2 separate regions of the Homo sapiens genome follow, and region 1 is linked to region 2. Evidence: chromatin contacts called from ENCODE Hi-C or POLR2A ChIA-PET data. All regions are on one chromosome and are shown on one strand. Each heading gives the region's core, a stretch centred on a gene start or an enhancer-like site at or near the end of the contact. The rest is flanking DNA. Distances are from core to core; before and after follow the strand shown.

Region 1 (5,612 bases), core at 2,769-5,268, 350 kb after region 2:
TTAAATGGTGTGTAGACACACTAAAACATGAACTGTGCGGTACACGCGAGGGAGACTGTGGGTAATTTTTATTTTGTTCCTTATCTTCATCTATGGTTTCAGGTTTGTTTGTTTTTTTTTTCCAGGACTGACTTTCATAATCAGAACATTTAGTATTTTAAAATACAGTAGACAAAATGTCCTACTCTCTGAACTCTACAATGCTTCAAAGAGGTAAGATCCCCTTAAGGCTACGACATAGTGTGGATGTTTGTCCCCGAAATCTCATGTTGACAATAATCCCCGGTGTTGGAGGTGGGGCTTGGTGGGAAGTGTTTGGGTCATGGGGGTGGATCCCTCATGGCTTGGTGCTGTTCTGGCAATGGTGAGTTCTCATGAGATCTGGTTGTTTAAAAGTGTGTGACCCAACCCCTTGCTCCTGCTCTGGCCACGTGAGATGCCTGCTCCCCCTTCATCTTCCACCATGATTAGAAGCTTCCTGAGGCCTCCCCAGTAGCCGAGCAGATGTCAGCATCATGCATCCTGTATCATCCAGTACAGCGTGCAGAGCCAAGAACCAATTAAACTTCTTTTCTTTATAAATTACCTAGTCTCAGGTGTTTCTTTATACCAATGCAAGAATGGCCTAATGGACTAAATTGGACTTTTTTTTTTTTTTAATGCTGCTCTCAATATATAACCAGAGTCATGAAGTAATGTGTGTGGCAGAATGTTTTCTGTCTTGGCCAAAGAAAACAAAAACAAGAGATCTAAGCTACTATTACAACAACAAAAATACTAACTGAACCACCTGCTGTTTCTATCAAAACAGAAACCTATGACTTAATAATACCTAAAGGAATATTCTGGATACCTCATATCAGGCCACAGGGAAAATGCCCATTTCTATATAATATGAACATTCTCTTTCCTAGATGTGAGACAACCTAGCACGTAGCTGTAAAACCCTATTGCTGGCCCTCGGTCCCTCTCTTCTCCCTTCCTTCGACAGCTGTGGGCTGTCACACCACCGGCCGCTGTGTCTTCTTCACAGGGACCACCCGCAGGAAGGATTAATTCTGCTTCCTGATGGGTTTCTTGCACCATCCCATCCACGGCCTCTCTGGGGACATGGACGAAGAACACGGGACGGGCACAGGTCATGTGTTTATGCTTCTGGAACATAAACATCCTGCTGCGCTCTCCCTCTGTGAGCTTGCTTTCTTATCTTTAAATAGCACTGCATCATTACTGGCACTGGGTTTGCAACACAGCATAACACGGAGAGCTTTATAGCTTGTCCCAGAGCCTGCGGGCATTTCGGCAGATAAGGGAGAAATGCAGAAATAAACTAAATGGCCCCCTTTCAAAGATACTTATGAGAATCACAGAAATGTCTAGGAATACTACAGACACTGCAGCTGATACAACTCAACATTTTTGACAGAATAGGCAGCTGAGCTCTGTCTAATGAGGTGGATTCCAATGTCATGCTGTGAGATCGAGGGTGCAGGGTTACTTATCAGCTGTGTGTACCTGGGCACATTATTAAGCCTCAGTTTCCCTACCAGTGAACGCCAGTGAACAGGGATATGATGTGCATTCCCCTTGTTGTCTATCTTGAAGTGATGCCAGTGATGCAAGGGGGCTCAAGTGATGCATATAAACTAGCTACGCCAGTACCTGGCACTAAAGGATATTAATATGTACCATTTCCCTCCAAGTCAGGACTTGGGGCCAGCTCTCCTGACCTGCAGCAGGCACCTGTCTGCTCCGCATGCTGCCTCTTCCCCACAGGTGGGACAGGTTCAACACTGATCCAATCATGCAGGCTGGACCCCCTCTCCCTCCCTCCATTGCTAAGGACCCTGCCAGCGTCCAGATACTGATGACCTGGTAAACAACAAACATCTGAGATAAAGACCCTTAATATTAATATTTAAAAATCTGAAAAAAAAATGATAAAAGGTGAGGTCTATACACTGCAATTTTTAAGCTGCTTTTGTTACAGCACAGGAGATAGGAAACAAAATTCTCATTTCCAGAGTCTTCACAGTCTGGGCCTGAATGCTCATTAAATATGTGGCATTAAAATGGTAAATAGAGAGATCTCCTGAACACATACAGGTCATTCAGCCAGTAATGAGAAATATATTAAACACAGTTGTTTCTACAAAACAGAGTGCAAGGTAAGATTCCCAAAACTTCTTTTATCTAGCTTAAGTAGAAAGCTATCCTCAGCAATCCTCTGAGGTCTGGAACATGTTTGACCCTATTTGCCAGGCTATGAAATGTCAGAGGACCTCTGTCAATATCAGTTCCCCCAACACCCCCATAGGAAGATACAAGACATTCCTTCTGAAAGCTGAAGAAAATTACATAGGTTTTTATAAATCAGGATCAGAACTTAAAAGTGGAAGGTTAAAATTCAATTAGAAATTTTGGGGCTGGGCGCGGTGTGGTTCACGCCTGTAATCCCAGCACTTTGGGAGGTCGAGGCAGGTGGATCACGATGTCAAAAGATCGAGACCGTACGGGCTAACACAGTGAAATCCCGTCTCTACAAAAAATAAAAAAAAAATTAGCCGGGCGTGGTGGCGGGTGCCTGTAGTCCCAGCTACTCGGGAGGCTGAGGCAGGAGAATGGCGTGAACCCAGGAGGTGGAGCTTGCAGTGACCCCAGATCACGCCACTGCACTCCAGCCTGGGTGACAGAGCGAGACTCTGTCTCAAAAAAAAAAAAAAAAAAAAAAAAGAAAGAAATTTTGGAAGGCAGTGGGGTCGGGGGGGTGGGGTAGACAAAACCCACAGTGCCTGCTCCTTTACATTTCTCTGAAGTTTGCCATGACCCTAAGCTCCTACTTGGCTTTCACAAAACAGCGTTGTTTTCACAGCTCCTGTGAGTTTCGTCAGACAGTAGCTGGGAATGCAAGAGCTGAGCCAGGCTTATGAACCACAGGCATGGATTCTAAGATTATTTCCCATTTTTAACTTGAAATGTAGAAATTGGAGACAGGCAAGGTATACTTTTCAAATATTCCTTTTAGCTACATTCAATGTAAATGAGACGCATGCACATATATAATACATGCATTCTTAACACTAGTCACATAACATATACGTACATGAAAATATTCATGACACTAGAGGGAAAAACAGAACTTCTTCATATGAATGATGAATTCCTGATTGTTTGTACACAATCCTGTACACAATCAGGAATTCAAGGCCTGCTTTCAGAATAGGAGTAGGAACGACTAGACCAGAGTAAACCATCAACACATAAAGTTTTTTTAAAAAAAACAAAAAAAACCCAAAAATTGTCTTTCAAAGGAATCAACATTTTGCCTTATTTCCATCCCAGCCCTGGTGATTAAAGGAATTTTGTTTGATTTTATTCTGTAACTCAAAATGACTTTTTTTAAATGTCATCCTAACAAACCATATGTGCCTGTCTGCAGTAACACTGTAGCAAGAGTTCATATTTTCTCTAATCTGAATAACTTATATTGTGTTACCCCATAGTTGCCTTGTGTAGGGACAATAAAAGGTGCTTTATCTACCACATCCCCCGCCAGGTAATGACCTCCAACACCAGTAAGGAGGGAGCTCTCCAACCCTGCTGATGGTTAACACGAACCAGGGCAGCCACCCCGTGCTGGGTGCCCATGGCGTGGCCAGCCCAGTGGAGCCACATCAGGAAGGTGTTATTAATATTATCCTCCCCTCCACCTGAGGACACTAAAACTCAGAGAAGAGAAACAGGCCTGGCGCTGGCTTCTGACTGGAGAGCTGGGTCTCAAACCCACGTCTGTCAACTCACAAAACCCCACCATCCCCCATCACTCTTATCAGAACCATATTATTGACAACGTGATAGTTATCGGAGCATAATGAAATCCTCAATGCTTCCCTCTAAGGCCTCTGATAATCTCAGAAAAATGAGCAACAACTCGGAGCAAATGCCACAAGGCCACTCCACTGGCTTTACCTCCAGCAGAGCCATAAGAGTGGCCAAGGCCGACACAAAGGTTTAATTCAGCAGCAGAACTCTGCCACCAACAGGACAGATGACACCAGAAAGGCACTCCTCCTCTGAGAGAAACACTGCAAATACACCACGTTATGGAAAGGAATCCTCCACTCAGAAATGGACAAAAGAATCCACTCATTACTATAAAGGAAGCAACCTGATTGGCATTTTCACAGCAGGCAGCACCAGTCTACATTTTTATAAAATGACAAGGGGACACACTATGTATTTCCTCGTGCTGGTGGCCCTTTGTGGGGCAAACAGAGGGCTAATCCTCCACTCAGAAATGGACAAAAGAATCCACTGATTACTATGAAGGAAGCAACCTGACTGGCATTTTCACAGCAGGCAGCACCAGTCTACATTTTTATAAAATGACAAGGGAACACATTATGTATTTCCTTGTGCTAGTGGCCCTTTGTGGGACAAACAGAGGGCTTCTATAAAGCTTAGGAAGTATGATTTTAATCACCGGGCAAATTCATAGGTGGAGGCTTGAGCATTTCCTTTATCTCTGTACCAGAATTTCCCAGGTATACACTCCCCAGCATGTCATCAGCCCAGCAGCTGCAAGACTGCACGCTCTGTCCTTAGCTAGATCGGGGCCCTCTGGGACTAGGTATAGGTATGTCATTGCTCCAGTCCCCTTCTGGATGTTCCAAATCTAGTCCAGGCCACAACACCTCTCCCCTGGATTCCCTGGGAAGCCCCCTAAATTTGGGTCCCTGCCTCTATTCTTGACCCTTCCAGTACAATGAGCACTGAACCAATGTCCATCAGCAATGCAAGCAAAATATAAATCTGATCAGGTCACATCCCTGCTTGAAATGCTAAGTCTAGGAGCCTTAACATAACCTACAAAGCCTCCATCTCACCTGCCTGACTCATCATCCTCGCCTCTCTCCACTCCTGCCTGCCCCCACCTGCTCAGCTGTAGCCACCCTCCCCTTTTAGGGGGTTCTACGGTGGTTTCCTGAGCTTCCTCCCTTTGGGAGGTTAGCAAAGATGAACACAGCTGATTCGAAGTCAGGCTCCTCAGGCACAGCTGCCTCTGCTCGGCCAGATTTCTATGGCTCTACCAGAATGAAGAGTGACTTTTGCTGTAATCATGTAACACAGACAAAAGACATCCTCCACCCTTCTTCTGTCCCTAACTACCAACACTGGAGTTAGGGGATTGTCAATTTTTACTTTGCTTTTTTCTGTATTTTGTTTGGTTATTTTTAACAAACACGCATTATTTTAAATATATTTTTCTGATTACAGAGTTGATAGAATGTTGATAGGATTATCAACATTCCTAATAATCCTAAAGTTGATAGGATTATCTTGATTGTATCAGCCCAATTTTTTTCCCTGCCAGCAAAACAGAGTTTTGGTTCATTAAGTATTACGTCTCCCAAAATATGTAACTGAGGGTACTGACAGAAATGTATCTGAGGGTCTCCTGTATGGGGCGGGGGTCGGGGGAGGGGTTGGGAGGGAAGAGACAGATAATAAGGAATCCTATTGTGGCCAAATTATCCTCTCCTCCCAAGTCCAGCCCTAGACTATGCATGCAGTCAAAGACTACAGAAAACAATCTCTCAGTTTTCTAACAG
Region 2 (5,193 bases), core at 1,862-4,361:
CTCTGGAAGGTGATCATTTACTCTCTCTAGGAATATGGCAGCCCTGAGAGGAGTAAAGTCTCTCCAGGGCCAGTAAGGCACAAGATGTCAAAGCATCAGAAACACAGAAAATAAAGTGGTGGGATGAATCCAGCTTCCTTTCCCAAGGCTGAGAACAACTTATCCGTGGGAGCTTTCTGGTTACTTCAGACCATCAGTGTCAGCCACGATCCAACAAATATGCTAATTTTCAGCTTCAATAAAGGACAGAGAGAAGTAGAGGAATCTGAAAAAGTAGGAAGGGGATCGCTCTTTCTTTTAACCTCCAGGTCAGTAAGTCTGATTCATGAAGTTCTCGCCGATTGCACAAAGCTTCCAGTTGGGTTTTAGAACCAGAATGCGGTTTGGACCTTTTCCCTGGGATGGCTCAGTGATGATGAAGTTTTATGTTGGAACTGTCTCCAGGCTTCTCCCCTGTGCTCACCAGAGACCTGGCTGGCATACACTTCAGGGAATTGGGTATGTTCTTGGGCTTGTGAAGACAGCGCATTAGGAGGGATTATGATGTAGTGGGGAGGAAGGAACGAGGGATTTAGAGCGAGACCCAGTTCATACCCTGATGCTGCTGCTTCCATTTCTCCTGATAGTAGCCTCGCTTCTTGGCATCGTAGGAATTTGCCTAGCCTACCTGATGAGGGGGATGAACGTCTATTGCAGTTTCCCCATGATGGTACCATTTTATGCCTGATGTCCTCACATCCCATACGCTTTAGCATTGATCCTGAACAAGTGTACCCATTTAGAAGATAAATTATATGGTGCCCTATTTATGGAGGCTTCTGGACCCCAGAAGGATTTTCCAAACGGAGCCTTCCTTTCCAGGCTCCATGTGTTCTGCAGAACCTTGCAGATGCAAGCATCCGCCAGCCCTAGTTTGAATCCTGGCTTCTCGTCATACCAGCTGTGTGACTGTGGGCATGTGACTAAGTTCTTAAAGTCAGTGATGTACAGCATGGGGACACTCCGGCTTGCCCTGAGTATTCCCCCAGTTAATCTACACCTAGCCCCTGAAACTGGAAGTGAGCTAGATAAATATTAGTTTCCCTTCGCTCCTCATGTCTTAGCCTGACACCAGAGTAGGCAAATTTCGTGCTGTTATTTAGAACAACTCTCTACCAAAACAAAGAAGAAACCTGCCCAAGAAGTTTCAAAAATGAAGATGGTCATGATTATTGAAGACATCTTTTAAATTCAAGTCAACAGCTTCCAGGAACCCAGACCGACTGGGAGCTTCAAGTGGTACATTTTTTCCCCTCCTGATTTAAAAAGAAATCCAATCCTTTGGTTTTGTTCTCAGCTTTAATGTGACTTATCTGGCCCGGGACAGCTGCCCAAGACCCATTAGAAGCACTGACGGCTGGAGCCCAGTGCAGAATGCTGTCTATAAAGTATTACTTACTCATTGCCTTCCCACCCAAGGAGAGGCCAGGGAGCAGGAGCTGGGAGAGGAGGAGATTCTGAAGTGTTTGAGAGCTTTGGCAGGGATATTAGATCTTCTTGTCTTTTGTTTTTTAAAAACTTTTCTTTAAACGTTACCTTTTTAAGCCACAGTCTTTTTCCCAAAAGAAATATATCTTACAATCACAGTTTGAAAAACTGATGAAAAGGTAAAACTTCTCCAAACAGAGCATAAGAGGTGGTTGAGAGACCTCTTTAGAGGCTCCTGGGAACCCCTCTGGAGTGGAAACCAGTGATCAAGCCCGACCTCCTCACTTCACAGGTGAGGAGGCATGGGGCATGGGGCATGGGGCATGGGGCAGCCTGCTTGCTGGCAGGAGTCAAGAAGTCTTTCCTGCTTGAAGTCAGCACCCCAAAGTGAACGGCAGATCCTCAATGCTGGGAGGCGAGGCACAATTGAAAAAGTTCTCCAGTGAATGTCAAAGCTGCAAAAGGGAGATAACTCATGAGGACAGACTTGGAAAGGGCTCAAGTTCAAGGGCACTCTGCAGACAGGAAAGTCCAGGTGGGAGGCAAATGAGCTGGGGAAGAAAGGAAGGCGAGCATCGCAGACTGCAGACAGCAGGAGAGAAGATGGAGGAATAAGGGTTGATCGAGCAAGTTCTCTTGATTCTTAGCAAGCAACTGTGAGTGAGCTTAGTTCATTCATGATGCAAAGGGAGAGTCGCAAGTTCTATGGGGGGGCTGGTACCTGGCAGGGTTCAGCTGGGGGAACAGCACCACCATAAGAAGCAGTGCTCCGTGTGTCATTTAAAAAAAAAAATTCCCATATGTCTCAATCAGGACCATATATTTGGCTGCTGACACCCCAGTCATGCAACCTGTTTTGCTGTCTTGTTCAATGAAGTCAAAGGCTATGATCCTATTTCAGGAGTAATTACTCTAATCTCATAAAATAAAATAGAGAATTGTCATGACTTACTCATTTTAATTCAACTTTACTTCATTGTATGTTCCTTTTAACAGGAGTATGTCATATTTCTCTTGGGAGCCAGAGATATAATTATGTCTGGAAACACATCCCCTGTGCCTCAGCCACCTCAATCTTTTGGCAAATGTTGAGTACAAAAATTTCAGGTTACAAAGTATGGCAAGTAAGATTGTTTTGACATCCAGTAATCCATTTTCTAGATAGACCCAAGATACTAACCCGTTGAACAAATTTCTAATTGGAAATTACACAAGGAAAAAAGGCCTAATTTTATAACTGGAGATTTGGAAACGTAACCTAACCAACTCCAGACCGATCTAAAGCCATGCGTGCAGTGGAGCCGAACTGCAAACTCATGCTTCTCTCCAGCCAGTCGGGGAGTTCCCGGGGAGGCGACGAGATTGCAGTTCAACCACCAGAGGGCACCAGAACCAATACTTTGCCCTTTGTAGTCTCCCCTAAAAAGCCAATTTCCTGTTGCCAGATTGAAATAAAACAAAGAAAAGTACCATTAGCAGATTTCTTCCCTGGCAGTAAGCATTAGACCAAAATAAGATTAATATGGACAGCCGTAAAGGACACCCCTCGCAGTGGCTGCCAGCCAGCCTTGCATCTTTCTACCCTCGGAGGAAGGAACGACGAGGCTTAAGGATGTGTGGCTTGTGTCAAGCGTCCCTGACATGGAAGCCAAATTCCCGAGACCCTGGACAGAAGCCTGGATGATTCATTCATGTAGCAGGAGGACAGTTGCCTTGAGAAAGCAGGCTCCATTGGGGTCTGCGTGCCTAGCTCTGGTCCTGGCCATGAACAGGAGAAAAGATCAAAATAGACTCCCACACTCGGCCAAGCTGAGTTCCAAAAGAAAGGCTCTGCCTTCAATGCCCACAAGCAGATGGAGGGGACGGCAGCCACCTGGGATGCTTTGCCCAGTCACAAGGCCGAGCCACCACCGTACCTGGAGAGGAAGCGCCAAAACAAACTTGGAGGTGGGAAGAAACAATCTAATCCGAAGAAACACGCCCCGAGAATAGGCTTATGTGCATGAGTGGTGACTCCAGGCAGACTATTTAAAGCAATGCATGAGTCTGCCAGGAGAGGAAACAAAGGGACATTGGAACAGAATTCCTGATGCCTTTAAAGTGTCTCATAGCAGGGCCATGTCACTATAGAACACCAAACATTTCAGCTGAGTCCCCAATGCCAGGCATCAGCGGACCAATCTCACAGGCCTGTCAGCTTGAGAAAGGCAATTTTATGCCCCAGATAGCTCCTGTCCCCGCCTGCCACAGGGTCATCTGTCCTGGAAGGCCACCTGCATCCCATCTTCATCCGGTCAGCCCATTCTGTAGTAGGGCTGGCTGGCCCGCTGGCTGATTTATGTGGCCAGTCTTTGCCATTAAGGAAGTTTGGAGGCTGGAGGGAAGTCTGAAGGGAACAGTGGTGATTTTCGCAGTTTTTGGCAAGGCAGACCCTACTATAGCAGTGCTCTCAGTGTATGGGGGAGTCTCCCAGGCCCAACAGAGCCAGCCAGGACATGCCCCCTCCATGGAGGGACTAGCACAGCAGTATCCTGGCCTCTACCCAGAAGTCTTACAAAGGACAGTTCTGTTGAAATGTCTGGAATTGGGATCCATGGGTTCCTCCCACTCCTGACCCTATTCCCTAGTTGTCCCTCTGCCCAGTCCATTCCCCAGGACCTGAGGACTCAGGGACAGGTGCTGCATCGCTTGTCATCCAGCTTCAGAGATGAATCTGAACAGAGAGAACGTCTAGAGAAGTCTGGTAGATTCGAGATCACCCCTGCAGGACAGACTGGTGGCCAGTAGGAGACAGAAGCACGAGGCAGGTACAGGGATGGCTGAGAGGGTTGGGGTGACAGAGCCTGAGTGGACAGCATGGGGTGAAGACCAGAATAGACAAGAAAAAGGTTATCACTGCCTTCAGGAAGGTCTAAGCCAATGTAGTGTCACCAGGTGGGAGCCTCATGACAGATCAGAGAGGGAATGTGCTGCCAAGATGCCAGCAACTAAACAAGTTTGTCGACTAAAGACAAGGAAAAGTCTAGAAGGTAGCCAGAAAAGGAGGTGTGGGGAATGTGTGCGTGTGTGTGTGCGCGTATATATGTCTGTGTGCGTGTCTTTGTCTTTGTTTCTGTGTCTGTGTCCCTGTGTATGTGTGTGCATGTGTGTCTGTGTGTATATCTGTGTCTGTGTCTTTTTGTGTCTGCCTCTGTGTGTTGTGTGTGTGTGTGTGTCTAAAGAGACCTTGCCTGTTTGAAGGCAGAGGGGAAGGAGCCTGTGGGAAAACAATGAGGGACTAACGGCGGAGTGATGTTCCAGAGTGGTGAGCACCCCTCGTGAGGATTCAGAGTTTGTCAATACGGAAGGCCCTGCAGCCCTCGCTGTGCAACTTGGAGCACACTGGAAATGTGGCTTTGCCTCTATCCACCCTCACTGCCACCCAGGGCGTCAGCCCAGCTGCTCCTCTGAATGGTGAATTCTCAAAAAGCCTGTACCTAGTGGGAATGCTGACGCGCTTCTCCCTCACCTCAATTACCTGCCCTGTGGCCCTGCAGAGGCTCCTGTAACCGCCCCACAAGTTCTCCTTGCCTGTATGCCTAGACAGGACATGGCCGATTTATCAAGATGGGAACTGCAACAGAGAAAGAGTTTAATTCACATAGGGCCAGCTGTATGGAAGACTGAAGTTTTATTACTACTCAAATCAGTCTCCCTGAAAATTTGGGGATTGGGGGTCGGGAAGTG

The links. A loop is a pair of places that touch in the nucleus more often than their neighbours do. ChIA-PET counts read pairs that join two places held with the same protein, here RNA polymerase II (POLR2A). Pooled maps may share reads with other maps.
Region 1: a loop to region 2 is called in a map of mammary epithelial cell, with 6 times the contacts of the local background. The contact joins two enhancer-like sites. A Hi-C loop is called at or near these places in 4 of 168 maps with a recorded cell type or tissue (A673, endothelial cell of umbilical vein, mammary epithelial cell and 1 more), 1 of 37 single-sample maps with no recorded cell type and 16 of 50 pooled maps. POLR2A ChIA-PET finds 5 or more read pairs at or near these places in 2 of 52 experiments (HepG2 and activated CD4-positive, alpha-beta T cell).

Annotation. Positions count from the first base shown.
Region 1 is chr18:58,139,162-58,144,773 of GRCh38, reverse strand. All of the region lies in intron 1 of NEDD4L (NEDD4 like E3 ubiquitin protein ligase), which reads right to left. Among named protein-coding and RNA genes, the nearest start is that of NEDD4L, 98 kb to the right of the region's middle. Within about 2 kb of position 4,018, at least 2 of the 41 ENCODE cell types and tissues checked have a DNase peak (open chromatin) inside an H3K27ac peak, as active enhancers do.
Region 2 is chr18:58,491,636-58,496,828 of GRCh38, reverse strand. All of the region lies in intron 12 of ALPK2 (alpha kinase 2), which reads left to right. Among named protein-coding and RNA genes, the nearest start is that of MIR3591, 43 kb to the right of the region's middle. RefSeq lists a silencer at 2,811-2,860 and enhancers at 2,637-3,136, 3,137-3,638. Within about 2 kb of position 3,111, at least 11 of the 41 ENCODE cell types and tissues checked have a DNase peak (open chromatin) inside an H3K27ac peak, as active enhancers do.